Regions from separate parts of the Homo sapiens genome. Here regions 1, 2, 4, 5, 6 and 7 are each linked to region 3. A link is a loop called in an ENCODE intact Hi-C map of the cell type or tissue named here. Cell type or tissue: PC-3. All regions are shown on one strand.

Region 1 (4,000 bases), 1.3 Mb before region 3:
CACCAGATCTGCTGTGATGAGAACAGCCTGAGGGAACCACTCTGGATACCCCATGCTCCCGTTCTGACTCCCTCCCTCATTAAGACAGCAGGCGGGAGTGCTCTGTTAGGATGGAGGCTCAGACAGAATCAGAGAGTGCTTCATGGAGAGCAAACAGTGCTTTCTGTTAACATTGAAAAATAGCCGACTGCTGTGACATCACTGCACACTCACAATTACACGCAGAGACTTATCTGTGGGGCTCTGAGAAGCAAAGTCAGATCATGGTTAAGAAGTTTAAAACTCATGTCTCCAATCCCTAGGAGATGCTTCTTATCTCTGTTTGAAATTGACATTTAAAAGTTAATAGTTATGTTATTTAAATGAAATTCCATAGTTAATTTCCATACTGTCATGAAGACAGGCTTTGCAATAAAAAGTTTCTGTAAATGGCAAGCCTAAATAAGCTGCAAAGATGAAGAAGATATTAAAAATAAAATTATATTTTGTGTCATTTCAAGGGCTTTTACTGTATAAATCCATATTTAATCATCAATATAAGCCCAGAGACTCATATAAGGCTATCTTTAACTGTGTTTTGCAGATGTAGAAGCTGAGGTGTGGAGAAGAAAAGCTACTTCCTAACATCACAGACTGGAAGCACCCAGGTCAGAATTGGAGCCAGAATGGTCTGACCCAGTCTTCTCTCTTACAGCTCACCACTGTCTCGTATTGTCTTTTAAAAATAATACTGGTTTGAGAGGAGAAGATTGATTATTTATGTGTAAAGTAGTCACCCCATGGCCCAGGATGGTCTTATTTTGTCAAAAATATGAACAGCAATTCCACTGTGCAGCGCACCAGTCTTGAGAATTGTTAACAAAACAATAAACTATTGAATCATCACAACTAAAAAAAAATAAAAATAAAAATAAAATAATACTGTGTATCAGTCTAAGGCCCAGCACGGTGGCTCATGCCTGTAATCCCAGCACTTTAGGAGGCCGAGGTGGGCGGATCACCTGAGGTCAGGAGTTTCAGACCAGCCTGACCAACATGGTGAAACCCCATCTCTACTAAAAATACAAAATTAGCTGGGTGTGGTGGTGCACGCCTGTAGTCCCAGCTACTCGGGAGGCTGAGGCAGGAGAATCGCTTGAAACTGGGAGGTGGAGGTTGCAGTGAGCTGAGTCCATGCCATTGCACTCCAGCCTGGGTAACAAGAGTGAAACTCCATCTCAAAAAAAAAAAGAGAAAAAAGAAAAAAAATACTATGTATCAGTCTATAAAATGCTTAAAGTCTTTCTATTTCATTTACTGGATGAAGGGACTACATTTTACTTGCTCTTGTTTTTCAGGGCTTCTAATGTGCCCTATGGCTAAAAGTCCAAAATTTTCAAAGAATTACCATGGAAACTCTCAATTTTTGGTCTCTAATATATTGAAATTTAATACAGACATCATTTCTGAGTCTCTCATCATTTTTGAAATAAATGCTCAAAGCATGCCCCCAGCCTCACAAGGAGCCAGAGGGTTGTGGGAAGAACAGGTTGTGACTTAGCACAGTTTAGCAGCATGATCTATTGAGAGAAAAAGGCCCTTCTACAAGGAGGGCCAGGGGACTGGGTGGAGGTGGGGAAAGGGGAAGAGAGGGGAGGGAGGGAAGGGAGGAGGAAGGGGAGGGAAGCCACAATCACTGATGAAAATGCACTTTCCACCAGAGGGCGATATTTTTGAAAGCTTTGATTTGGTTGCACATGGTACAAAAATGCAGTCATGATAAGCAAAACTAAAATATGTTCCTTTTATACTACAAATTTATACAGCAGTGAGTAAGAAAGATTGAATAAAGATGAAAAAAGAGTTAGAAATACTTCCTCCTAATAAGGCTGAGGGAATTTACAACTATGTCAACAGGGCAAATCTACAAAGGATAGCTTAGGAAGAAATGGACTGAAATTTGAGAAGAAAATGAGTTGAGCATACCAGGAGATTCAATTTCCAGGCCCTTGCAAAACGACAGACTGAAGATGAGCATCAGCCCTAAGAGGATCCCCGTGTAGGAGGCCTCTGTGAGTGTGCATGTCTGCCCGACAGACGCCACAATCCCAGGAGCAACATTATAAACTGAAATAACGTGAAGTTCTTCTTTACTTAAAGAATGTGGAGGGATTTGAATATCATATGTTACAAAACTGGATTTTGCCACAAATGATGATGCACTGCCCACGTAATTTCAATGCCCACTGAAGGAGAACAGTGGCTTTGCCATGAGCAGTCCATAAACTGCCAATGACAGCTGGCCAGGTGTTGGGATGTGCCTGTTATACAAATGTGCATGAGACAGAAGCAGATAAAATGGCGAATGAAAGAAATCCTACTACTAAGGAAAGAAAAGGAAAGTAAATGGGAACCATCAGATAGCTTTAGTTAGACATTCATCGAGAAAATAAAGGAAACAATTTTTCCTAAGTGCCAATGGTAACAATAAGAACGCTAGGAAACCTCTCAGTTTTCACAGGTTGCATCTTAGGTGTCTTCAGAGGATATGGCAGTTGTATGGACGTGCACAAGCTACTTACCTCAATTCCTATTTCAAATCCTCCACCAAGGCCAGCTATCCCAATGGCTGAGGGTGCAGACCATTCTAATAAAAAAACAAACGAACGTTATCCTAACATTAAAACACCCTCGACATGTAAATATAGGAAGGAAAAATGCTAAAATCTAAAGAGTGCTTCTATTGAAAATAATGAGACTTGGTATTTCCCCTGATTTTAAAGTGATCTTCAAAAAGAATATGTAATTTTTAAAAAGTTAAAAATATTTTTAAAGTATTAGATATTCATTATGAGTCTCATAGCCTCACAAGCCCATGTCCTCTAATCTTTCTCTACCAACATGCATAAGACCACCAACTACTGGTTCCCTAACCATTAGCCATACAGAGCACTTGGTAACTTCAACTGTCAATATTTTTATAGAACAACTTAGCTGTAGGTCTAGTCTTCAGCTAGAATTTTGTCACAGATTTAAGAGATCAGAAGGATTCGAGAGAGTTGATTATCTAACGGTAACATAATAATTGTTTCCATTGTAAATTTCTGAGGGCAAAAACTGTTTTAACACCTCTCGTGCTTAAGCAGAATAAATAGGCTATAAATTCAAGGTTATTAAAATTCTAACAAGATAAATCACATTTAGAAACTAAGTACAGTAATTCCATTTGCCATGATACGGCACATTTTAGGATTACTATATGCTTATTTTTCTTGATATAGAAACTCATGTTAAACAAGTCTAGAAAAATGTATTTTCAATTTGGTGGGGGGATGGTCTGGCCAAAGCACTTTTTGAAAATGGTTGCTACCATGCATGCTAGATACTAGAATATTGCTGAAATATATCCAGAACTATCCTACCCAGGCTTAGAGAAGTTTGGCTTACAGAAATTAGTGTCTGATAATTTTTCGTTCCCTATGTTAGGAACTGTCCCTGTGTTAAGATGGCTGGTCTTGGCCAGGATCCTGGGGAACATGTTGTGTCTTATTTGGACAGTTTTTAAATTACTCTCAGCAGAGTCAGCAGCTGCAGCTCAGGAAGAAGGGAGAGAAATGTAGGTTTTAAAACCAGTAGAAAGGTTTGCTGGGGCTCTGAGAGGAGCCCAGGGCTTGGTATTGACTGTCCCTACCCTTGGTCAGCAAGTCACCCCATCAATGGAGCAGTTGGGGACCTGAGACATGCAGGGACTTTCTCACAGACTCTGAGTCCCATCTGACAATGGGCTCCCTTGGAATGTGCCTCTACTTTGTTTGGTTTTACTGCTGAGAAGTCTGCTCATGGAAATTTGGATAATGCTTGAGAAAAAGAGAATTATTTTCTTCTCATTTTCAAAGCCACACATTGAGCTATGAAAACTGATCCACATAATAAGGAAGAGGTTTTTGTTGACTGCGGGGATACCTTGGTAAGAAATGGTGAATCTGCTGACTGCTATTTCAAGGCCATATATTTCACAAAT
Region 2 (4,000 bases), 910 kb before region 3:
CCAACCTTGCTGCTTGTGCACTGCGTGCCTTGGTCCCAGGCTGGAGCATCGTGTGAATGAATCTGTTTCCGGCAGGCATGGGGTGAGGTTTATATCAGCCTTCATTAAGCAGTAATCACAGCCTGCCGCTAGACGCACATTTCCCACACACATGGGATTGCAGGAAGCTAACATTCGCCTCTTCTGTTTTATTTTCTGCCACCCTTGCTTGAAAGTTCAATTCATGAGTAATATATTAGGTGGGAAGATAAGTAAGGTTTATCCTTTAGCTAACATTTATTACAATAATAACAAAGTACATACTATACACCTCATTGTTTATAATTGCAAAGTACTGAGGTTACCTATTTTGATGAAAAATGTCTTAAAACATTAAGATTTTAAGCATGATTACGTCCATATTACTAATATTTTAATTCTGCTACCTTAAATATCTATCATTGACACATTAAATATGCTATTGCAGGAAAGCTGATTTAAAAAAATCACAGCTTTAAATATATATTATATTATTTCACAATGGCTAAAATTCCTTTTATATGTTGAGGTTGCTTTTCATTACTCATGAGTCAAAAGAGCTTTATAATCCTCTTATTGACGGTATCTTTAACTTTTTTAAATGAAAATTTTAGCTGAAGGTGAATATATTTTGCTTAAAAAGTTAACATGGACAATAATACCTCATGTCCCCAATTGATTTGGCCTTGGCATATGACATTTGCTATCTCTTCAGTAAACATATTTGTATAATATCGAGCATATTATGCAATACATATAAGTGTATTTAGCAATTAAGCCAAATAAAATTATGCTTGTTTTAACAGTTCATACCAGTTTTCACATCTAGCTTTGTTGGATATTTTTTACAGTTACGGTTACTTTTAGGGCTGGAGTGAGGTCTGGCTGGTGTACGAATGATCCGTCTTGTTAAAATGAAGAAGCACGAATTACTCAGTGAGGCGTGGCCAACTGTGTTTTTAGAGAAAGTCCCCCGGCGCTCAGGGCTTTGTGTTTTCTGGAATGCGAGGTGACAAGCCCGGTCCCAGGTGGCCCCGGACGCCGCTGGCTGCCACTTTCCCCGCCGTCCCCAGCTGTTGGAGCCGAGGCGGAGGGATGGCGCCGTCCGTCCCAGGAGGGAAACGGTGGCCCCCAAGGCCGGGACGCAGGTGGCGCTGCAGTCGGAACTGGGATGTGGACCCCCGGCCCGGGACGCGGTTAAAAGGTCCAGCAACCCCACAGGCCCGTGGGGTCTGCGCTGCTCCAGGCGCCCGGATTCACCGTCCAGCCGGGGCCCTGACCCCGGGTCCGTCCACGCGGCTGCGATGCTCGGTCATCCTGGCTCCGGCCCACCCCGGGGAGACAGGCCCCTCACCGGCCCCTCTGAGGAGCAGGGCCAACACGCCGCGGGCTCTGCCGGCCCCGCAGGCCTCGGGTTCCATCGCAGCAGCGTGGCCTGATGACTCCATTTTGTCGCTGCGGAGGAGCCGCACCGAGTCCACAGCGCCAGTGCGGGGGAGCCGCGCCGGGGAAGAGGGAGGAGGCGCGTCCACAGCAGCCTCGTGTCTCCACATGGGACGTTTCCTCGGCGGGGACCCGGCGCGCCCAGGGGCTCAGGCTCGCTCAGGCCTACGGAGGCGGGTGTATCCGCGTCCGGCCCGACTTGTGAGGAAACAGCACACGTGAAGCGAGCGGAGTCGGCGCAGCCTGGAACAGGGTGAATCCGCAGAGTCCTCGGCCGCGCATGGCGGCTCTGTCAGCTCCAGGGACACAGGGACCGTCCCCGGGCCCATCAGCGCAATCGGGAGGGCGTCCGTGTGCCCACAGGCCCAGCTACACCTCCACAAAGCTGGGAAAGACGAACACGGGCCACCCTCAGCCACCTGCCCGGACCGCTGCGAGGCCCACGGGAGGGAAGACGCGCCCTGGCACGCGGTGTGGTAACCGCCCTTGGACGCGGCGGCGCTTTGGGCGGGAAGAACCGCGAATTCCAGAACATTTGGGATCATTTGTTAAAAGAAAAATCCTCGGGCGCCACCTAGCGCTGACATGCTGCCTAACTCTTCTCAGCCCTCATTTTAGAGAACGGAAAATGAAGCCCAAGTTATTGACTATAAAATGGGAAAAAACTAAAACATTGCAATATGCAGATTGCATCACACATATTATCTTAGCAGGTTTTCTTGCACTTGCCTTGCAGATAAATAGGACATATCTAGGTGGTGCTGTGTCCAATAAAATAACACATCTGAACTCAGGTAAGGAAGGGTTCTCTCAACAGGGAGAGGTTCCAGCCAGGAGACCCCGAAGCGTCTCCCACTCAGGAAGACATGTGCTTCTCTGATATGAGAAGGAATGACCACCGCCAGAGCGACGCCCTATGGGGGAGGATGGGCGAGATGGTCAGCGGGAGGGGTCTTAGGCTGGGGTTAGCAGACGCTTGGAGAAGCAGGCCAGGGCTTGCTACTCCCTGTACGGAGCACTGGATGGCTCCGTCACTGTGGGTGTCTCGTCCACCGTGGTCAGTTACTTGTGAGACAAGAACAGGGAATTTGGAAGGTCTGAGCTTGGCCTGCCCGGGTAGAAAGAGGACCCCTGGGTCTCCTCTACGACCTGCGAGGAAGGTGATCTTCGCAGGGAACCATTTCTGGAACGTGGAGGGTGGAGCTTCTTGACCATCCTTTTGCAGGGCCTCGAAACTCAAGTGAAGTTCGGTGTCAGTAGAAACTCTGTGTTGCTTCTACGCATGGCTGGACACATGTGCTTCTAGCCTTGGCCACTTGATTCCTGGTTGTATAGGTTTTATGTGTACAGTCATGCATTGCTTAACGCTGGGGGTACATTCTGAGAAATGCATTGTTAGGCAATTTTGTCATTGTGCAAACATCAAAACATCATAGGGTATATGTGAACAGAGTCTAGAAGTTACAGCCTATGACACACCTCAGCCATAAGGTGTAGCCTCGTGCTCCTAGGCTACGAACCTGTACAGCAGATGGCTGTGCTGGAACTGCAGGGAGCTGTAACACAGTGGAGAGTGTGTATCTAAACATAGCTACACGTAGAAGAGGTGCAGTAAAAATATGGTATAAAAGATAAACATGGTGCACCTGTATAGGGCACTTACCACGAAAGGAGCTTGCAGGATGGAAGTTGTTGCTCTGGGTGTTGGTGAGTGAGTGGTGAGTGTCTGTGAAGGCCTAGACTCTCAGACATTTCTGTCCACTACTGTTGACTTTATATACACTGTACACTTAGGCAACACTCAGTTCATCGCAAATATTTCTCTTTTCTCAATAATAAATTAAGCTTAGCTTAACCTTAATGAAATAACTTTTTACTTTATAAACTTTTAAGTTTTTAATCTTTTTGACTCTTTGTAATAACACTTGGCTTAAAACACAAACACATTGTACAGATGTACAAAAATATTTTCTTTCTTTATATCCTTGTTCTATAAGCTTTTTTAATTTTATTTTTACTTTTACTTTTTTTAACCTTTTTTGTTAAAATCTGAGACACAAACACACACATTAACCTAGGCCTACACAGGGTCAGGATCGTCAACATCACTATCCTAACCCTAACCCTCCACATCTTGTTCCCTGGAAGGTCCTCAGGGGCAGTAACACACATGGCGCTGTCATCTCTAATGCCTTCTTCTGGAATCCTCCCCGAAGGGTCTGCCGCAGACTGTTTGACTGTTAACCAGTTTTTTTTTTTAAGTAGAAGGGGTACATTCTAAAATAATGCTAAAAATATAGTGTAGCAGCAGTCCCCAACCTTCTTGGAACCAGGGACTGGTTTTGTGGAAGACAGTTTTTCCATGGACCAGAGTTGAGGGGAATGGTTTCTGGATAAAACAGTTCCAGCTCAGATCATCAGGCATTAGATTCTCATAAGGAGTGCACAACCTAGATCCCTCTCATGCACTTTTCACAACAGGGCTCTCACTGGATTCTCCTGTGAGAATCCAGTGCCGCTGCTGATCTGACAGGAGGCA
Region 3 (4,000 bases):
CCATGCCCTCCTGTCAGTGTGACTTTGGGTGCAGGGGTGTCCACCACGAGCCTTGCAATGGGTAAGGAGAAGGAAACTGTCTCCGGGATGGACTGGCCCCACACCCCTCCCTCCTGCCCTCACCCACCCTTGGTCTCTACAGGAGCGAGTTTCATCCCAGGCTGAGCCCAGTCCCCGGGGCCAGCACCTGTCTGCAGAGTACCTCCAGTCCTCAGTCCTGGTAAGTAACTGGATCCCGGAGCAGCTGCAGCCAGTGGCTGTGCAAGTCTGCCCTTCTGCCTGGCAGCTCTTTTCCTAGAGCAGTGATTCATACTTAACAGGCGCTCCAGGGAGAGCATAAAAGTGACCACCCCAAGGAGAAAAGCAGAGGGGCCAAGCTTTGATGGCTCCCATTGAGAAGTTTCATGAGATAATCCAAGGAGAAAGATGAGTACAGTGCCTGCCAGTAACAGTTACTCAGTGGCTTCTAGGTCCCTCCAGTCACAGTTACTCAGTGGCTTCTAGGTCCCTCTCTCGGAAACCAGACTGACATTCCTGAGGCTGCAGGGCAGGTAAGCCTTGGCCCAGAGGGAGGCAGAGAACAGGCATATGGTGCAGAACAGGCATAGTGCAGAGGTGGATGCACATTTTCCAGATTGGTTCGAATTTTTCAGGACATCCATTTTGTGCTGTGGCCCCACCCCAGCCACGTAAATAGGGACAAGTTCCACCTGCCATAGGACACCGCCCGCCCCCTCTCCAGACACCTGCCTCTTCTCTTCTGCAGCTGACAGCAGGGCTTCTCCTGCTGGGTCTGCAGGCCTCCATCAGGCCCTGGCTTTGGGGGCTCACCCCAGCCCATCTCATGCAGCACTGTTGGTGCAAAGGTGTCCCTGCTCCAGGGCTGGGCTCCTGTAGACCAGCAGAGGCTGACTGAGCTGGACCCGTGGGCTGGGGGACTTTGACCTGGTTCTGTTGAGTCAACTGACCTGCCTGAGGGTACTGCTACTGCTGTCACCCAGAGTGCAATCAATCACAGGCCCTGTGCCCGCATTTCACAGCTAAGGAATGGCAGATCCTGTGCGGGGAGGGAAGGAAGGAAGGGAGAAATGGAGGGAGGGAGGCAGGGAGGAAAGTGTACAGGGAGAGACAGAGCGCAGGGCTGCTGGATGGAGAGACCTGGACCGGGCCAGGCTTGGCCGTGTGAGGAGCGCCTGTCCTTCTAGGGACCTTGGAGATCAGGGAGCAGGCTGCTGACAAACGACTTATTTCTCCTCCCTCTGAACTCCCAAATTCCCAGAAATCTGCCTCGAAAGTGGGGAGAGCAGAGAGGCTGTGAGGTTGGACCGAGGGGGCCCACGGCCTCACCCTCCTTCCCACGTGGGCCACCCCTGGACGCTTCGTTCGCAAGCCTGATATTGTCCTAAGATGTGGTTTGATTTTTAAGGGCGGAGAGATGGGCTCAGCTGCTGGTGGAATCCAGCCCCTCCGTCTTTGCGGGATGTGGGGTCTCTGCCTCCTGCAGTGACAGCACCGGCATGACCCAGCCTGGCTTCCCGCTCCCAAGCGCGGGCACCTGCGGCCGAAGACGCGGCTCCGCAGCGCCACCTAGTGGCCGCCCAGCCTCTCCCCAAAGCGGAGCCTTAGGACGAAGCTCCCTTTCCCCGAGGTCCCTGCAGGTTTCTGTGGAGCCTGGGAGTCTGAATTACTGTCTCCCGGGTGATTCCTAACCCTGGAAACTCGCTGCTGCTCCCTGGGGCTGGTGGTCGTGCCAGTTGCTGCGTCAGAGCAGTTGGGCGCCCACAGGCTGAGGACGCCGGGGCCAGGGTGAGGGTGAGGCTCCACCTCAGGGCTCCAGAGACCGAGTTTTGCACTTGACACTTCCTTAACCTTCGAAAGCCTGATTCCTTCTTATCGCCCTGAGGGCCTGAGGTCCCCTATCTGCATGATGGAGGGGTTGGATACCATGGTCTTGAAGACCTTCCATTCCTAGGGTGACAAGATTCTAACCACATTGCACATGGAACACTTCTCGGTGCAATGACCCCAAACAACATCCCAGCCTGTGCAGTTCCCACTCCCAGAGATCCGAAAGTCGGTGGGTGACGACCCACGTGTGAAAGGGGCTCTAGAGAGCTGCCTACAGTCTCATGTCCCCCCACCCACCGCCCTCCGTGTGCTCAGCACCTGAACGTCTTCACAGAGACAGGGCAGAGTCTGTTTAAAAGGAAGCTCCGACAGTCTCCCTACGAAGAGATGGCCGCCACCTCAGGCACGTGGGATATTTCTGGGGATGGAATTGTCGCAATAATGAGGAAATCCCCTGTGGTTTAATGGGCAGAGTCCCAAAGGTGCTTGACATCCTGACCAGCACAAGGCAGCCCACCTCCTGCAGAAACTGTGAAAAAAAGGCAAGAAAAGTATACCCATAACTAATTTGAGTGGTTGTAATGTACACTGAAACAAAAAAGTCTTTTCAATTTTTTTTTCTTTTTGAGATGGAGTCTCACTCTGTCGCCCAGACTGGAGTACAGTGGCACGATCTCGGCTCACTGCAACCTCTGCCTCCCAGGTTCAAGCTATTCTCCTGCCTCAGCCTCCCTAGTAGCTGGGATTACAGGTGTCTGTCACCATACCAGCTAATTTTTGTATTTTTAGTAAGATGAGGTTTCACCATGTTGGCCAAGCTGGTCTCTAACTCCTGGCCTCAGGTGATCTGCCCACCTCGGCCTCCCAATGTGCTGGGATTACAGGTGTGAGCCACTGCACCTGACCCTTTTCCCGATTTTAATTGCACTAAACTTCCATAGAATGCTGACAGCGCATAAACATGATAATGTGTCTTTGCAATTTTCAAGCTTAAATACTTAGAATCCAAAAATATGATGAAGTGTGGAGTTTATTTGAACACGAAGTTGGAGGATAGTCACATAGGAAACACAGACTCTCAAAATGGAAAGTTAAAGTCTCATTTACATAGTCAGAGGCAGAGGTTTAACAGGTTGCAGCATTTTCCAACAAGATCAAGACATAGGTTATAGCGATTTGACTTGATTGGTCACAGCTCGCTACACTAAGGAAGCTTGTTTTAACATCCCATAAGGAAGGGTAATGGTCTTGAGGCGGTCTCACCTCTGGTACCATTCAGTCTTTCCTAATCATTACAGGACAAGAATGAGGAAGAGATTTGACCCAGAATAAAGAAGCAGAAGGTGCAGCTTCACACCATGCGACGCAGGCCCCACAGCCACGTTCCTCTCAAGGCTCAAAATCAGGTACGGTTCCAACAGCTTTCAGTTTGGATTAATTTCACATCTCCCCTTTTCAACATCAACATGATCCTTTTGAAGAAAGCTTAGTAGCTGAATGCAGATGGTTTGGGAATCTCTGTATGTTTAGGGGCTTAGCCCCAGATACTTAGGAAGGTTCACTCCTAGGACGTTGTCTCCCATGTCTAGGGCCATGTGCCAAGCTGTACAGAACTGACGGGGCATAGGCCGAACCTGGAGCCACATGAAGGAAGTGACGTGGTGACCTTGGTCAGGCTACACAGCTGCATTGTCCGTTAATGGGATTCTGTGAGTGACGATTATTTTAGTATCTTCAGTTGTGAACTGACTCCATTGCACACCAATGCCAGAGCAGGGAAGACAAAACAGGCCAGAACCCAACCAACGATTGATTAACAGCTGCTTCTGCCAAGTTCCCCAAGACCTAAACCAGCTGCTTAACCAACTGTGTGGAGAGGTTTTGGATCTGAAAGTTTTGTTATTGGGTTTTCATATCGGTAATTAATTTAGGGACATTATCTGATTCATCTGGGTTAGGGACATGACGTTCAGTCTTTGTGATGGTGCAGGTTCCCTCTGGGGCTGCAGTGAGTCTGTCTAAGGCTATACGAGCCTGTAATGCAGCCTTTCTCATAAAAGCATCTTCATTGTTTATTAACATGACACGTGGCTATCATTCAGGGCCTTTTTCAGTTAGGAGGTACACTGTCCTTCCCTTCTGGGCCTTACCT
Region 4 (4,000 bases), 400 kb before region 3:
TAAATGGATGCAGGAAAAGCATTCCACAAAACCCAACATCCATTTATGATATAAACTCTCAGTAAGCTAACAGTAGAGAAGGACCTCCTTAACTCGATAAAGATTAACTGCAAAAAATCCCACAGCTAACATCATAGATAATGGTGAGAAACTAGATGATTTCCCACCAAGATCAGGAACAATACAAGGATGTCTCTTCTCATCAGTTCTTTTCAACACCATACTGAAAGTCCTTGGATGTGGAATGCAAGGTTATTTATTATATACAATTTAATTGCCTTGCTTGGTACCAGAAATGAAAAACTGGACTTTGAAATTTAAAAAGCACAATACCATTTACATTAGCACTAAAAGAAATAAATTACTTAGGTGTAAATATAACAAAATATGTATAATGTTTAAATGAGGTGAACTACAAAATTGATGAAAGAAATCATAGAAAAAAATTAATGAAGAAGATAGTCTATGTTCATGAATAGGGAGACTCAATATTGTTAAGATTTCAGTTCTCTCCAACTTGATCTGTAGATTCAATATGATATCAACCAAAATTCTAGCAAAAAGTTTTGTGGATATTGACAAATTGAGTCTAAAGTTTATATGGAGATGGAAAGACTAGAATAGCCAATGCAGTATTGAAGTAGAACAAAGTTTGAGGCTTGACACTTCCTGATTATAAGACTTACTATAAAGCTAATTTAATCAAGACAGTGTGGTATTGGTGCAAGAATAGACAAATAGATTAATGGAATGTAATAGCCCAGAAATAGAACCACATAAATATAGTCAACTTCTCTTTCACAGAAGAGCAAAAACATTATAATGGGGAAAAGGCAGTCTTCAACAAATGGACATCTACATGTACAAAAATGAATCTAGACATAGACCTTACACCCTCCCTAAAAATGGAGGACCACGGGACCAGCTGCAGAAATGAGAACTGTAATTGTCATGAGTATTTCCTCCTCCTTTTGTTAAAAGCATGTTTGTGCATGTATACACTTGTACTAAGAAAATGTCTTCACTTTATTTCCTTTCTCCTTTATCATGTGACATAAGATTTATTGACTTCATATCAGCATTTAAGTATTGTTAACTTTATATAATAGCATTTGAGTTGGGGATTGGTGTATTTCCAGTTGTACAAAGGATAGTTGTATTATGTTAGGTATAATTATAACCTCATTATTGTCTATATTTGAGGACTATTTTTGATCTCAGGAGATGTATATGGATTCAAATTGACAAGGGTTGGGCTTGTGATGGTTAATACTGAGTGTCAACTTGATTGGATTGAAGGATGCAAATTATTGATCCTCAGTGTGTCTGTGAGGGTGTTGCCAAAGGAGATTAATATTTGAGTCAGTGGGCTGGGAAAGGCAGACTCACTCTTAATTTGGGTGAGCACCATCTCATCAGCTGCCAGCATAGCCAGAATATAAAGCAGGCAGAAAAATGTGAAAAGCCTAGATTGGCCTAGCCTCCCAGCCTACATCTTTCTCCCATGCTGGATGCTTCCTGCCCTTGAACATCAGACTTCAAGTTCTTCAGCTTTGGAACTCAGACTGGCTTCCTTGCTCCTCAGCATGCAGATGGCCTATTGTGGGACCTTGTGATTGTGTGAGTTAATACTCCTTAATAAACTCCCCTTACTATGTACATCTATCCTATTAGTTCTGTACCTCTAGAGAACCCTGACAAATACCCAAGTATGGGGGGTAAGAGTCACCAAGAAAATCTGCAGATAATGATGTCAGTGATTCCACACAGGGAAGGAAATCTTTGATAGTCAACAGAGTGAGGCTAATGACTAGCTACAGTTGTGTGGCATGAAATGCGGTGTTGCCCAGACATGATTGTTCCATGTGAAAGTAATTATCTTCACAAATATTATTCCGAAAACATTGCTGCTAATAACCATTAATTTTAAGTATATGCAATTTTCAGAGGCAGTTGAAGCAATAGAGGTCTGAATGTGATTTTAAAAGAAGAGAGCCAATTACTTGAAGAATTCATCTGTTTTTGCATTATAAGGACCGAAGTAGTAACCTTGTCTGGAAGAGAGGGTGCTGGAATGAATGAGCTGGTGGTTGCATTTTTCTGGCTCCTTGTTGGCTTCCTCTAGATGGAGCAGTACTCACTGCTGGAAAATCAATCCCAGGAGCTGGTACAATTTCAGGGGGCCCTGCAAGAGGGTCAGATCAGTGAGAGCAGAAACATTGTGAGGCTCTGTCATTCCAAATGAAAGTGTTGGAAAACTGTGAAATACGGAATGGCCTTAGTGATTTCCTGGTTGGTCCCACTCCTTATTTCCCACATGGAGAAGAGAGGGCCTGGCCCACTCCTTATTTCTCACATGGAGAAGAGAGGGCCTGGCAGCTTTTCATGTTTGCCAGGGACATGAAGGCGACATCACCTCGTGTTCCCAGGGCAGCCCAGGTGCATGCTTCACAGAAGTGGGAACCCAGAGCTGGGGAGGCTGCGGGGCTGCTGTGCTGCTGCTGTGTGTGTTTTGTGTTAGGCCCAGCACCAGGCTGAGCAGGAGTCAGCTAAGGACCTGCCTGTGAGCTCTTCATGCTGAAGATGCCAGCTTGCTATTGCCCTCACTACTGACCTGTGTGTTACTGTGTTACCTGACACTAAGCCTGAGCTCCCGGGGCGGGATGCACCTGTGGTTTGGAAAGGGTTCCCCCCGCTCCTTGTGTGATCACCCAGATGATGAAGCCAGCATGAAATGAGAGTGAACATGTGGAGGGGTTGCTCTCTTGAGGCCCTTTGGATGTTCTTCCAAGCCGGACCCACATAGAGGGGCTTTCAAGAGTGAAGGAATGGAAACAAGGAAGTGAGGAGAGAAGGTGAAGGTGGAGGGAAGGGAGGAGGCGCCTTCCTGCTGGGCCCACCCTCTGCAGGTGCCTCCTGCCCTGGTGTCACAGCCTGGCAGGTACACCCTCTGCAGATGAAAGGGACAGGAGTCTCGAGGTTTCACAGCTGCTTGATGCTTCTGTGCATCGCCCCTTTCCCTAAAAATAACAAACAGTGACTGTTGTCAGGTACCATGGAGTGTACCCCAGGGTTACAAAATTATTCCCTGGAAGGTATTTAAAACGAGTCTTGTGGACATGAGTTTGGAAAGCAAAGTAAATTCTGGATTCCATGGTTCATACACCAGGGGTCGCTGGGCAAGTTGGCAGTTAGATTGAAATTAAAACATACATGTTCTTCTTGTCGGACGTGTGTGTGTGTGTGTGAGAGAGAGACACACACACACGGGGAGCAGTGAGGCTTACAGGTGGGGAGGGTGAGAGTTTGTCAATGAGATTGTGTGGAGGTTGCAGCTCTGGGAATTGCCCCATAGCTGAGCTAAGTTTGTCTTTTCATTGTACAAAGGAAGAGATACTGAAAGTGGCCAAGGATTGTGAATAGGATTAGAAAAAAGGACAGTTGTGAATACACACAGGAGAAAGGAAGCAACAGCATCGGAAGATTAAAACTCTACTCAGGGTTTTGCCGCTTATTTTCGTCCATGAGCATATTACAAAATTACCAAGACCTCTGTGGGTTAATCTGTAAACTCAAGTCCTAATGTGCTTTTCCCTGCAAGAATCTATGAGCAGCAGTGGTTTGGAAAAATCTATCCACCATGTCTTTTCTAGGTTCAGGTGGTAACATTATTCCTACCCACCCTCAACAGATTGATGAAGTTGATTAGCGTTTTTTTTTTTTTTTTTTTTTTTTTTTTTTTTTCAAATGGAATCTGGCTCTGTTGCCCAGGCTGGAGTGCAGTGGTGCAATCTTGGCTCACTGCAAGCTCCGCCTCCCGGGTTCACGCCATGCTCCTGCCTCAGGCTCCCGAGTAGCTGGGACTACAGGCTCCCGCCACCGCGCCTGGCTAATTTTTTTGTATTTTTAGTAGAGACGGGGTTTCACCATGTTAGCCAGGATGGTCTCAATCTCCTGACCTTGTGATCCACCCGCCTCGGCCTCCCAAAGTGCTGGAATT
Region 5 (4,000 bases), 310 kb before region 3:
GTATTTGTTTCGTGAATTTTAAAGACTCTCAGACCACGTTGGCAGGGACCTGCAGAAGGGGATGTGTTCGCCATTCGCTCGTTTTTTGTTTCGTTCTTTTTTCTGGATGTGATTATTCTCTACTCCTCCCTCTTACTAACTTTGTGATTTGACGAGGATATTGGTGTGACTCCTCGTAATAAATATGGGGTCAAACCAGACTTTTTGTGCTTGTTGCTGATTCTTAAAAGTTTGCAGGCCGGGCGCGGGGGCTCACGCCTGTAATCCCAGCACTTTGGGAGGCCGAGGCTGGCGGATCACGAGGGCAGGAGATTGAGACCATCCTGGCTAACACGGTGAAACCCTGTCTCTACTAAAAATACAAAAAATTAGCAGGGCGTGGTGGCGGGCGCCTCTGGTCCCAGCTACTCGGGAGGCTGAGGCAGGAGAATGGCGTGAACCTGGGAGGCAGAGCTTGCAGTGAGCCAAGATTGCACCACTGCACTCCAGCCTGGGTGACAGAGCGAGACTCCATCTCAAAAAAAAAAAAAAAAAAAAACAGTTTGCAATAATTTAGAACTCAGGCAATTTCCTACATTTTCTAGAAATTCTGGTTCCACACTTTGATGCTAATCAGTAAAAGAAAGGTCTTCCACTCAGCCATCCTGACAAATACAATAAGCTTGTTTTTGCCTGCTGCAGTTATCCAGCAGCCAGCTGCTCCGAAGATTTAGATTTGAAGATATGGTCATCATTGTTTGTGAAACCTCGCCTAATAAGGCCATAAAAAATGATGAGTTCATGTCCTTTGTAGGGACATGGATGAAACTGGAAATCAACATTCTCAGTAAACTATCGCAAGGACAAAAAACCAAACACCGCATGTTCTCACTCATAGATGGGAATTGAACAATGAGAACACATGGACACAGGAAGGGGAACATCACACTCTGGGGACTGTTGTCGGGTGGGGGGAGGGGGGAGGGATAGCATTGGGAGATATACCTAATGCTAGATGACACGTTAGTGGGTGCAGCACACCAACATGGCACATGTATACATATGTAACCTGCACATTGTGCACATGTACCCTAAAACTTAAAGTATAATAATAAAAAAAAAGGAAAAAAAAAAGAAATAAGTCCTCCTCAAGAGCTTTAGCAAGGCACTCAAATGTGCGTAAGATGACCTGGGCAGCCTGCTCAGGGCCATGTGCCTGGTCTTCCTGGAATGTGAACTCTTTTCTTGCTGAACAAACTGCCTGCATAATATTCTTTTCATGACTGTGTGGAAGCCACTGTGTTTGCAATTGTTTTTAGTAACTATGCTTCAAATGAATCCTATCTTAAACTGTACAAATCACTGCACTTGTGCAGTAGTGAGCTGGAATTAATCACGCATTGAATTCATGTTAATTATGGAAACATCAAGCATCTGCTAAATTTGCTAGAAAAAGATGCATTTTTAAATGGAGGCTTTTATGATTTACAGAGTATAAATGCTAGTGTTATAACCAACAAAAATATAAGTATGTGACCCAACCAGACAAAAAAGGAAAAAATCTATTAGGTATTTTAAAATAATCTGTGTATTTGGTTTCAAATTCAGACACTGGAGGAGTAAATTACACATCAGTGGCTTTTCCAGGTATGAATGTCCCTGGCATTTGCCCCCAGCTAGTGCCTTATGAGGGATTCCTATGGGACACTGTGAAATTCCCGTAATTCTCACGTGAGATCTAGAATTCTACCCGTTTCATGATGGAAAAAGAGAGCCTTGGCAATGTTAAATGTGCTTTGCTGGGGAGGGTCTCGGGGAAATAAAGTCGTCCTGTGTTACTGCAACATTAACCCCATACCACATCTATGTGGTTCCTGAGCCTCCATGGGACGTAAGTATAACCCACTAGGAACTTGGAAGTTCATGATCCAGTGAAATATTTGGGTTACTTTGAAAAGCCTTCTAAATCCAGAACAGTCAAGAAAGACAAAACTAAAACGTTTAATGCATCAGGGGATTCGTATTCAACACTGAAAACCATGATGATAGCTGTTCGGCTACGCGTCCCCGCCCTACAAGACAGTGCTCCTAATTTTCTTTCCCATTGCTAGAAATACCGTTTGTAGAAATCTGATTCTGTCCTCTAGCATCTCGACTTCCCAGGAAGTCTCTCCAGCTTAAGAGTGAAGACCTTCAGTGGTTTATCAAGTAAATATCAGAAACAGGATGCGCCCATCCTGGAGCTGGCGCCGGCTGTGACGGGACTTACCTGGGCGGCTCCAGCAGAGGGCACTTCGTGGGTGCATGGGGCTTGCACACTTGAGGGGTGTCCAGGTCCCAGCTGGTTCTCAACTTTTAATAGCTCATCGGTCAGTGTCATTTGGTAAAGTGGTTGGGATCTCTGTGATAACTTATTTTTATTTTTTTAAGTTTTTAATGCTAAGCATATGTTAATAGGTTTTCCTTGAAATAGAATGAGAAAATGAAAGAATTATAATGAAATTACTCCTGGTACTTGCTACAAAATATGTCACATTAAAATTTTAGATAACATGGATTTTTCTTTAATATTAGATTGAATTCACTGAATTCTTAAATTGGATTATTATTTAAATGTTTTTGAATCATATTCTGATTTTGATAGGTTGGATTTTATATCATACGGCTCAAAATATTCACTGCTCATTGTAAGAATCTAATATTTTACATTATTTCATTGTTGTTAAGAAGTTGAACCATAAAGAGAAACAATTATTTTTCCACATATGCCAACTTCTATGTTCACTATAGGAATGAAAAATATAATTAGCTGTTTTTACTACCTCATAGAAAAATCTGAAATACTACCTTCTAATAGAATATAATTCAATACAGTCGTTTTAAAAGATAAACCAACAACTCTAAGGCAGCTGAGAAGTCCATTGGCCAAAACTGAAAGTGCTCATATATAAAACCTGGTTCAATGCAAAACTGAATTTTTAATTCAAGATGTGATTCATTCCTATTGTGTGAACTTGATTTGGAAACTTGGACATCTCCACGTTTCTCCCGTCTCCTGATTCTGGGTGTGTTGACCTGATGGGATCATGGCTTGCTCATGTGCTTAACTCTGCTGCTGTGACAGTATGCCCTCATTAAGGCTTGGTTTGTAATTTTCACCCCTCTGCAGGTTGTGCATATGGGGTGGGTAAATGAGAAACTCCAAGGAGCTGACTCCTCTCAAACCTTCAGACCCAAGTTCCTAGCACTGAAGGGCCCGTCCTTCTACGTTTTCAGCACTCCTCCGGTAAGGATGCTTTTGACACTCCACAGGGAGGGGCTGCTGGGAGGGCTATTCCTGTAGGAGGGGGAAAGCTACATCTGGTGTTTGGAGGAGGACAGACAGAGTGCTTGGTCCTGCCGTTTGCTGTTTCTGCATGGTTGGAAAGGATTCTGCTTGTAGATTGCTTATTTCTTGCTCCAAATTTATAAATTAACCCATTTCTTTCTTTAGTTCAAATAGCCATTAAGATATTGTAGAGCTTATTCCTTCCTCAAATTCCAGCTGGTTTGGAGGTGGGATGCAGAGGCTCTGTGTCTTAGAGGATCAATTATGTAGTTGAAGAAGCCAAGAAACATACAAAATACAACCCTCTTTTTAGACGTTTCCAATTTCTAAATTTTAAAAGCTTTTATTCCCGGATGTCTCCCAAGTTTTATTTAAAAAATAAGCAGCCTGCTTTAGTGGGGTCCATAATATAAATTTATGGCTGAATGCTATCGTTCTGCAATTTCATTTTCCAGTGCCCACCGGTACCATTCTCCCCAAACTGACTGAATGTAATGTGTAATGTCTAGAAGTTTATCAATTTAAACAGCTTTACTTTTGAGAGTCTGACCATCAGAACTGCAAGCAAACTAAAAACCTGAGAGCTTCAGGTACCTACACGTTTTGGATGCATGTCACGTGCAGTGTTCATGGGACTTTTTTCCATTAAAAGGAAATGAAAAGATAAAACCAAGTTTTACCTCCAGACATCAA
Region 6 (4,000 bases), 1.0 Mb before region 3:
CTCAGGAGACCTGATGGCACTGCACAGCCCAGGTGAATTAGATAAATGTTGGGTCGACTTGGGCCCATGGAGAAACATCCCCAATAGCTTCTTGCTAACGTCAAGTCAGAGTTCCGAGCCTGAAGTGCAGCCTGGAGGCCACACCGTGGGGATTTAGAAGGGAGGGAGGACAGGGCAGGGAGGGTTAAGACTGAAAGCGTGTGGTTCAGGCTGCACAGGTGTTAGGAGCTCAGCAGGTGGGTAGGAGCCCCCTGATTCAAGCGCAATTGACCGGGAGGCAGCTGGGAGCCCTGGTCAAAGGGGACAAAGAAAGGCACCGCAGGGCTGGAGGAACCGGCAGTGGTGCTGAATGTGGCACTGGTGTGAGCAGACAGACCTGGCCCTCAGAGCCTGATGACCTTAGAGCCACGACACTGAGGGACGTGGAAAAAGGCCGCGCTGCACAGATGCAGACCAAAGCATTTCAGTAGTGATAGGTATTTTGTTGTTTCTTATAAAACACTTCCTAGAATCCATCTATATCAATAATTTTATATATATCTTTAAAAGTAGATAAACATGTGAAATATTTGTCTTATACATATTCTGGCATCAATAAATTAATATGAGATTCCTTTAATTTTTACAGTAGATAACAGAGACACATGAGTTAATTTTATAGGATAACCTAGGAGTGCTATTAAGTCACAATTATATGAATTCTTTGTTCAGAACTAGTGAATTTAGAAAGTTTTCTGTTTTTCATTCATGTTTCTGTTTTAAAAATTATGCATTTTCATTGAAAAATGTATATGCCAAACTTAAAAGTACAAAGAAAAATGAAACAAAACCCAACAGTAATAGTACAAGCATGATAAAATTATTGGTAATATTTTGTTTTCTTCTACATGCACACACACACAATTTTTAAAGAAAAACGGAATGCTTGTATGCACACTGTTTTGTACGCTTTTTATTAACAGACTATGATTAATATTTATCATACCTAAATATTTTTCTAAACATGATCTGTACATAGTTTGCATTATATGAACCATGATTTATTTAACCAACTCTTATTTCCAACTCTGGCCAATAAACAGTTCTTCAGAACACCATTACAGATAAATATTGTGTTCATTGTTTATTATTTGATCACAATAAATTTCTGGAAGTTAAATGGCTAAAATGAAATATAAGAACATCTTTGACATTCATACCATATACTGAGACTTCCAGTTATCATACTTAGGAGTGCCTGAGACCAACAGTGTTAGGCCAACACTGGCAATGCATTTTTAATGACTTTACAAATGTTTCATGGTCTATCATTGTTTTAATCTGCTACCTAAGATTACTGATAATATGGAACAATGTTTTTCACGTTTATTTATTTGTATTTCTTCTTTAATAAAGTGTGTGTTCTGATCTTTGAAATTTTCTTAAAATTAATAAAAATTTTAAATATTTTATTTAAAAAGCAAAATATTGTTTTGTTAAAATATTTAACAGGAATAATGGTAGTTTCTGAAATCTACACCTTCACAAATAATCTCCAAAAATACAAAACAATAATATGAATCTAAAAAGAAAAGGAAACACTCAACATACTGGACACAGAATTATCTCAAACTTAAAGTCACTTCTAAGTAAGAAAAAAAATTTTTTAAAGGAAGATTTTTGTATGCTTCTTCCAAGAGTCTTTGCAGTGAGCAAAGGGGCTTACAAACAACTACAGAGAAGAAAGAAGAACGAAGCTAGCATCAGGCTAAAGATTGATTTAAAATCACAGTCCTAAAGAGAAAAATCATCCTAAATGTGAAAATAATGAAAAGGTATTCTGATATTTTAAAGAAGTGACTGCAGTGGAAGAACCTTAAGGTGAGTATAATTTGAAGGGCAGTCTTCAAAATGCATTGCTTGTGGGGGAGAAGAAAGCAAAAGCACTAAGGGAGAGGCACTCTTTGGGAGCTGATATAGGGGAAGAAAAAAAATCAACGTTTCAAGTCCCACGTGGTCAAAGAGAACACAAGCCCTCCCTCTACCACCAGCAGTAGGAGCAGCAGAAATCCATTAATGAAACCATGCTTAACTGCATGAACAGAAGAGGGTGCTATTGAACTAGGAATCTTATAAACCACCCTCAAATCTATAAAATTAATTTTAAAAATATGTTAATTTCAATAAAGCTACTACATTAAAATTAGTAGTCCAAAAACAATATTCAGTTTGCTCTTCAAACCCCCAAAAGAAACATGAAGCAGAATAAAATTTTAACCTAATATTTCAAACTACATTAATTATCCTTAAACAATTATTTGTGAGATATGAAAACATCTAGACACTGTAAAACAAAAATGAAAAAAAAAGAGGAAAAACCACAATGAGTATGAAATGACAGTTGATTGAACACAGGATGAAAATGCTGAAAACAAAGTTATCTCAGAAATAGAAAGCAAAGTAAAGTGCACCATGGAAAATAGCCTAAAATGAAAATTTACCAAGATGTATTGAATAAATGTAGGGAAATACAATGAAAATGAGAAAATGAAGAAGCGAAAATGATTATGGAGAAAAGGTTGAAACAACATACATATAATTGGAATCCATGAAGGCAAAAACAACAAAGCTATTTAATATAACGAATATTTAAAATTATAATCTGAGAAAACCTTCCCAAAATAAAAGAAGCTATTAGTCTATGTATTTAAAGATACACTAGATTAATAGGAAAAATTGACCCAGATAGATCAACAACAATACATCCCAACAAAACTCTTAGATCTCAAGGAAAAAAGTCTTCAAAGCCTTCAGGTCAAAAGATCAAATAATTTACATGGCATAATAATGTGTAAGATAATAATGAAGCATAATTAAAATAAAAAAGAAAATGTAAAGCAAAAAAATTATATTCAGCCAAGACTTTCTTCAAGTTTTAAACATACAAGAACTTAGGGAATTCTGTATACTTTGGAATTTCTTGAATAACATACTAAAGGATAACCTTCATTCACCAACAAATATTTGTAAAAACGTCAATCAATGGCCAATGGTGTATTGTTTACATATCTAATTAGAAAGCTAAGATTACAACAAAGCTAGGGACAAAGATGGGAAATTAATGAATACATATGAAAGTATTTAATTTCTCAAAAAATCATACTATATGGGATATATTTAAAGCAGCAATCAGAGGAAAATCCATAGTTCTTAATGTTTTTTCAATACAAATAAAACAATAAAATGAATTAAATTATCAGCTCAAATGTTTAAAAAAGACAGCAAAGTAAACAAAGAAAGCTCAAATGAAGAAATAATATAGATAAAAAATGAATAAAGTAGAAATTAGAAAAGTAGTAGCCTTCATTAATAAATAATAATTCCGTATTTTTCAAATGAACAAAATACACAAATCACTACCTAACTCAAACAAGAATAAAGGACATACACATACGAAGTGAGCTATAGACATAGATACAGATATAGATGTAGATGTACAGATACACATGCACAAAGAGAAATAAGTATTGAAATGAAATTATTAAAAAATAAACCGTCAGAGAGTATTTTGCAGGCCTCTGTAAAAATCTATTTCATATGAAGAAACAAACATGAGACAAGCCAGAGAAACACTGAAAAACCAAAAAAGTCACTCATGGTGGTAGTGGTGGAAATGGATTAGTTCTACCAGACATTAAAACATGCCATGCAACCTCTATGATTTACATAGTGTGGTACAGGTACATAGATAGAAAATAGAACAGTGGGATGAAATAAATTTCCAGAAATAGACCCCAAAATACAAAAATTTAGTGTACAATAAAGATCCTATCTCTTATCACTGAAACAAAGATGGAGTTCTTAATAAATGTACTGGAAAACTAATTTTCCATTTGGACAAAGGTAAACTTGGATCTTTATTTTATGCCATACACAAGAATAAACTACAAATGTATTAGGAAACTAAATGTAAAAAAGCAAAACCATACATGCACTAGAAAAAAGAAATGAGTAAATTTCC
Region 7 (4,000 bases), 220 kb after region 3:
GGCTGTCCCCGTGTGAGCAGCTGGTGTGAGTAGAGCGTAGGGAGCTTATTTGGCAATCTCTTCGATGATCCTTGTGCGTGTCTAATGACCTGTGTTTGGCACACGACGTAAATGGAAACCCAGAGAAAGTTGACCAGCCTTCCAAGGTGGCGCAGCTGGTAAATGGCGGTGCCTAGATTCAAATCCGGCTCTCCGCGGTTCCACAGCCTGGGCCTGCTTCCCCTTCCAGGAGGGCTTGAGTTTGGGTGACTGATCTGCCAGCACCGCTGACATGCTCCTATTTCATGCTGCTCCCTCTGCAGCTCTACCCATTCTTCAAGGCCCAGGGTGGGCGGGCACAGTGGCTCACACCTGTAATTCTAGCACTTTGGGAGGCCAGGGTGGGAGGATTGCTTGAGGTCAGGAGTTCCAGACCAGCCTGGGCAGCATAATGGGACCCTGCCTCTACATAAAATTTAAAAACAAATTAACTGAGCATGGAGGTGCACACCTGTGCTCCCAGCTACTCAGAAGGCTGAGGCAGAAGGATTGCTTGAGACTAGGAGGCTGAGGCTGCAGTGAGCTATGAAACTGTGCCATTGCCCTCCAGCCTGGGTGACGGAGTGAGACCCCATCTCTACAAAACAGTTAAAAAATTAGCTAGGCATGGCCGGGCTCGGTGGCTCACGCCTGTAATCCCAGCACTTTGGGAGGCCGAGGCGGGCGGATCACGAGGTCAGGAGATCAAGACCATCCTGGCTAACACGGTGAAACCCCGTCTCTACTAAAAATACAAAAAAATTAGCCAGATGTGGTGGCGGGGGCCTGTAGTCCCAGCTACTCAGGAGGCTGAGGCAGGAGAATGGCGTGAACCTGGGAGGTGGAGCTTGAGTGAGCTGAGATCATGCCACTGCACTCCAGCCTGGGTGACAGAGAAAGACTCCGTCTCAAAATAGTAATAATTAATAATAATAATAATTAGCTAGGCACAGTGTGTGCACCTGTGGTCTCAGCTACTTGAGAGGCTGAGGAAGGAGGACTGCTTGAGCCCAGGAGGTAGAGGCTGCAGTGAACTATGATCACGCTGCCGTAAGCCAGCCTGGGTGACAGAGCAAAACCTTGTCTCAAAAAAGAAAAAGACTCAGGACCCATCCATGAACCCCATTTCCATTTCCACTGAACCTGAGGAATCCCCATCCTCGCTCTTTTACAGGCTCCCAAAATGGGGTTTTGTGTCAGCATGACATCCTTGGGCACATATCCAATCTCCCTTCGTGGATTTTGAGGCAAAGATTGGCGCTTCTGTTGCTTCCCGTGAGGGATCTTGGCTAACTGGAGTTGGAAATCAATAGCACTGGGAGTCCTAAAGGGAGTTAAAGGTTCTAGATTTGAGGGCCAAGAAATAAATGGGGAAAAAACTATTAAAATATTACATTATTTTGAGCTGAAGTTCATACCTGCATTAATTCTAACCTAATCTTCGTTGATGTTTCACACGACTGCTCTTACAAAACCTGGTTGGCTTGGGCTGATTTGTTGAGATGCCCAGAGGAATTTATTCTACTTTCCCTCTTAAAACCCCAATGCTAAACACGTGGGACTCCTGACCCTCCCGAGGTTGACTTGGAAGCTGCAACCCTGGCTCTTTCTCTGCTAAAAGGCCTGCTCAGGAGAGCTCAGGTGAGTGCCTGGTGAGATGCTGCCCCCTGGTGGTGATCCTCTTCTTAGTCCCAGGTGCCCAAGGTGGACCTTGCCCACGTCCATAGGGAAATAGTTCATGTAAGGTGGGTACTACGCTGGAGAGCCACAGCGGGAAACAGCTGTGCTTCTAGAAACCCCGTCCAGTGAGATGTGTGTCTCTTGGGTGGGTCTGACCAGGAGAAGTGGGCGAGCTCTTGCGTGTGTCTTTGAGGTGAGGGTTAATCCCTGAGCATCTGAACACAGCCAGGGCTGGGAATGGCTGAGGAAACAACTCTCCTCACTCGCTGCCAGGCTCTTTCCTTCCACCTCTGCTGCCCGCAAACCCAGTTTCTTCTGTCAAGAAAGCCAGAGGGGACCACGCTTTCCCACCCTCTTGGAGAGTATGCAGGTGGGAGTTGGGTCTGGGCTCCTGCAACCCTAAAGCGATCATGGCTGTCACTCATGTACAGACAAGGCCAGAGCTTCCTGTCCTTTGAAATCAATGCTTATGAATATTTTTCCCCAGAACAGGAATGAGTGGTCAATGTAGAAAAATTGGTGAATAAATTCAAGCAAAATTTTTAAAACATGAAAGGCACACATCAAGAATACCATTTTTTTCTATTCTGTATTTATGAGAGTGCACATTTTTCTTATTTGCACTTGTGCGTGGGGCCTGGGTGTCCCACCGTCCAGGCCCCTCTTCTTCCCCTCTGCCCAGACTCCCCAGCCCCCTCTGGAAACCACTGGGGGAAGTGAGCATGCCCTTCTGGCTAGAATGTTCTAGGAAACCAGCACCTCAGGAGGCCAGGCAGAGGGGAAGGCTGTGGGGCCTGGTCTCGAGGAATAGGTGGGAGAGGCGGGTAGACACCTGGTGTGGAGTTCGAACAAGTGAGATTTCTTTGGGCATCTCAAGTTCAAGTCTGAGGCCCAAAGTCGTTCCAATGAGGACAAGGTGCTGGTGAAGGTGGCCTGGTGGGGGTCTCGGACGGCAGCCGCCGCTCAGCCCCGGAGGTCCCAGAGGCAGGGCTGGGGTGGCCACGCTACTCACTGAGGCTGCGGTCACAGTGACCACAGCTGCTTAGGGGGAGGGTGCCAGGTCAGATCCTGCATCCACCACTCAAAGCTGGGCGCTGTGAGGCTGGTTCCCTAATCTCTGTGTCTCTGTGTGATGTGTGTGACCGGGAGGGAGCCATGTGGGGTCCGAGTGAACTGAAGCCCCAACAGTACCAGAGCACCCTGTGAGTACATCTAATGGGTTCACAAGCACAGACGCAGTGCCAGGCCAGGCTTGGCATCACCATGGAGGCCCCCATGAATTCATCTAATGGGCTCACACACACAGACGCAGCGCCAGGCCAGGCTTGGCATCACCATAGGGGCTTCTAGCTAAGGTGCTAAAGTTCGAGTTGGCGAGGTGTCACGGGAAACACACCTCCTCCCAACCCACGCCTCACAAACCTCTCCACAAATGTGGAAGGGAACGGCAACAACTGAGTTTCAGAAAACTCATTCAGCCAAAGTGCGGAAAGCAGCAGCAGCAACCAAGAGCAGACGGCAAAGACAGAAAGAAGTCTCTCATTTTCCCACAGCTGGGGTCAGAGGTTGTGCAGTTTGGAGTCAGGGGACAAGCTGGGCCCTCCTCCTCCCGGAAAACAGGGAGAGGGACGTGGTCTTCCTTGGTGGTGACTTTTCAAGGAGATGGCTCTTGGGTCCTTGAGAAAACTTTCTGGATACCTGAATCTGGCCAGAGGCTTCTGTAGCCATTAAACAGATTTACATACATTAGAAAAAGAAAGAAAGAAAGAATATCTGTAGGGAAAGGGAAAGAGGAAGGATCTTATCTTCAGTAATAAGAATGCAGCCTCTCACTGTATTTGTCCTGGCACTGGGAGCTGGTTAGGGTGCATGTTCCCAGGCTGCACCCCAGAGGCCCCTGGATAGAATCTGCAGGAAGAGGGTGGCCACTGTTCACACGAGGCACCTCCTGCCTCTGGTCCTTTCTACAGCAGCAGTGGAACTCTGGTCTCAGGTGGAATGCACTGGACCCTCCCTAGCACTGGGTACAACTCTGGTATTGGGTGGAACACACTAGACCCTCCCTTGTACTGGTGGAACTCTGGTCTTGGGTGGAATGCACTGGACCCTCCCTTCTTGCTGCCCCTGAGGAATGTTCTGGGATGAACCACAAGTGGGGACCATAGAGGGCACCTGACAGAGGGGTGCTCGGTGTCACCAGGATCCCAAGGGCCTGACGTTGGAGCCAAGGGCAGTGCATGTAAAGAGGCCTAAGTGAATGGCTGGCCCCCAGCCTCTGTGAGTGTCAGGCTCCTGGGCTCTT

What was found. A loop is a pair of places that touch in the nucleus more often than their neighbours do. Peaks named below come from ENCODE experiments on the same cell type or tissue, not always from the same donor. Only the 100,000 strongest peaks of a DNase experiment are listed, where the experiment ranks them.
Region 1: a loop joins it to region 3, with 14 times the contacts of the local background. A loop is called at or near these places in 11 of 110 quality-filtered maps.
Region 2: a loop joins it to region 3, with 8 times the contacts of the local background. A loop is called at or near these places in 3 of 110 quality-filtered maps.
Region 4: it touches region 3 in a loop (9-fold over the local background); 9 of 110 quality-filtered maps call a loop at or near these places.
Region 5: a loop joins it to region 3, with 3 times the contacts of the local background. A loop is called at or near these places in 7 of 110 quality-filtered maps.
Region 6: a loop joins it to region 3, with 11 times the contacts of the local background. A loop is called at or near these places in 11 of 110 quality-filtered maps.
Region 7: it touches region 3 in a loop (6-fold over the local background); 16 of 110 quality-filtered maps call a loop at or near these places.

Annotation. Positions count from the first base shown.
Region 1 is chr2:244,977-248,976 of GRCh38, forward strand. SH3YL1 (SH3 and SYLF domain containing 1) reads right to left here. Exons shown (of 10, transcript NM_015677.4): 4 at 2,562-2,626. Among named protein-coding and RNA genes, the nearest start is that of SH3YL1, 17 kb to the right of the region's middle. In PC-3, CTCF peaks have their summits at 1,700 (motif pointing right) and 1,900; no DNase peak of the experiment used is centred here.
Region 2 is chr2:635,130-639,129 of GRCh38, forward strand. No RefSeq gene overlaps it. Among named protein-coding and RNA genes, the nearest start is that of TMEM18-DT, 40 kb to the right of the region's middle. In PC-3, a CTCF peak has its summit at 2,053 (motif pointing left); DNase peaks (open chromatin) are centred at 2,022 and 2,852; H3K27ac peaks cover 1,166 bases.
Region 3 is chr2:1,549,301-1,553,300 of GRCh38, forward strand. The region is part of intron 4 of LALTOP (lung cancer associated lncRNA targeting TOP2A); the gene reads right to left. It overlaps LOC102723730 (a long non-coding RNA gene), which reads left to right and starts at 2,630. Exons shown (of 3, transcript NR_168373.1): 1 at 2,630-3,254; 2 at 3,438-3,557. RefSeq lists a silencer at 1,510-1,619. In PC-3, CTCF peaks have their summits at 1,596 (motif pointing left) and 1,799; no DNase peak of the experiment used is centred here.
Region 4 is chr2:1,145,962-1,149,961 of GRCh38, forward strand. All of the region lies in intron 6 of SNTG2 (syntrophin gamma 2), which reads left to right. Among named protein-coding and RNA genes, the nearest start is that of SNTG2-AS1, 200 kb to the left of the region's middle. In PC-3, no CTCF peak of the experiment used is centred here; no DNase peak of the experiment used is centred here; H3K27me3 peaks cover 1,394 bases.
Region 5 is chr2:1,244,179-1,248,178 of GRCh38, forward strand. It overlaps SNTG2 (syntrophin gamma 2), which reads left to right. Exons shown (of 17, transcript NM_018968.4): 12 at 3,149-3,265. Among named protein-coding and RNA genes, the nearest start is that of TPO, 170 kb to the right of the region's middle. In PC-3, a CTCF peak has its summit at 2,269 (motif pointing right); no DNase peak of the experiment used is centred here; H3K27me3 peaks cover 3,206 bases.
Region 6 is chr2:527,525-531,524 of GRCh38, forward strand. No RefSeq gene overlaps it. Among named protein-coding and RNA genes, the nearest start is that of LINC01875, 16 kb to the right of the region's middle. RefSeq lists enhancers at 1-314, 315-836. In PC-3, a CTCF peak has its summit at 2,095 (motif pointing right); a DNase peak (open chromatin) is centred at 2,037.
Region 7 is chr2:1,768,241-1,772,240 of GRCh38, forward strand. No RefSeq gene overlaps it. Among named protein-coding and RNA genes, the nearest start is that of PXDN, 26 kb to the left of the region's middle. In PC-3, CTCF peaks have their summits at 1,688 (motif pointing left) and 1,889; a DNase peak (open chromatin) is centred at 1,681.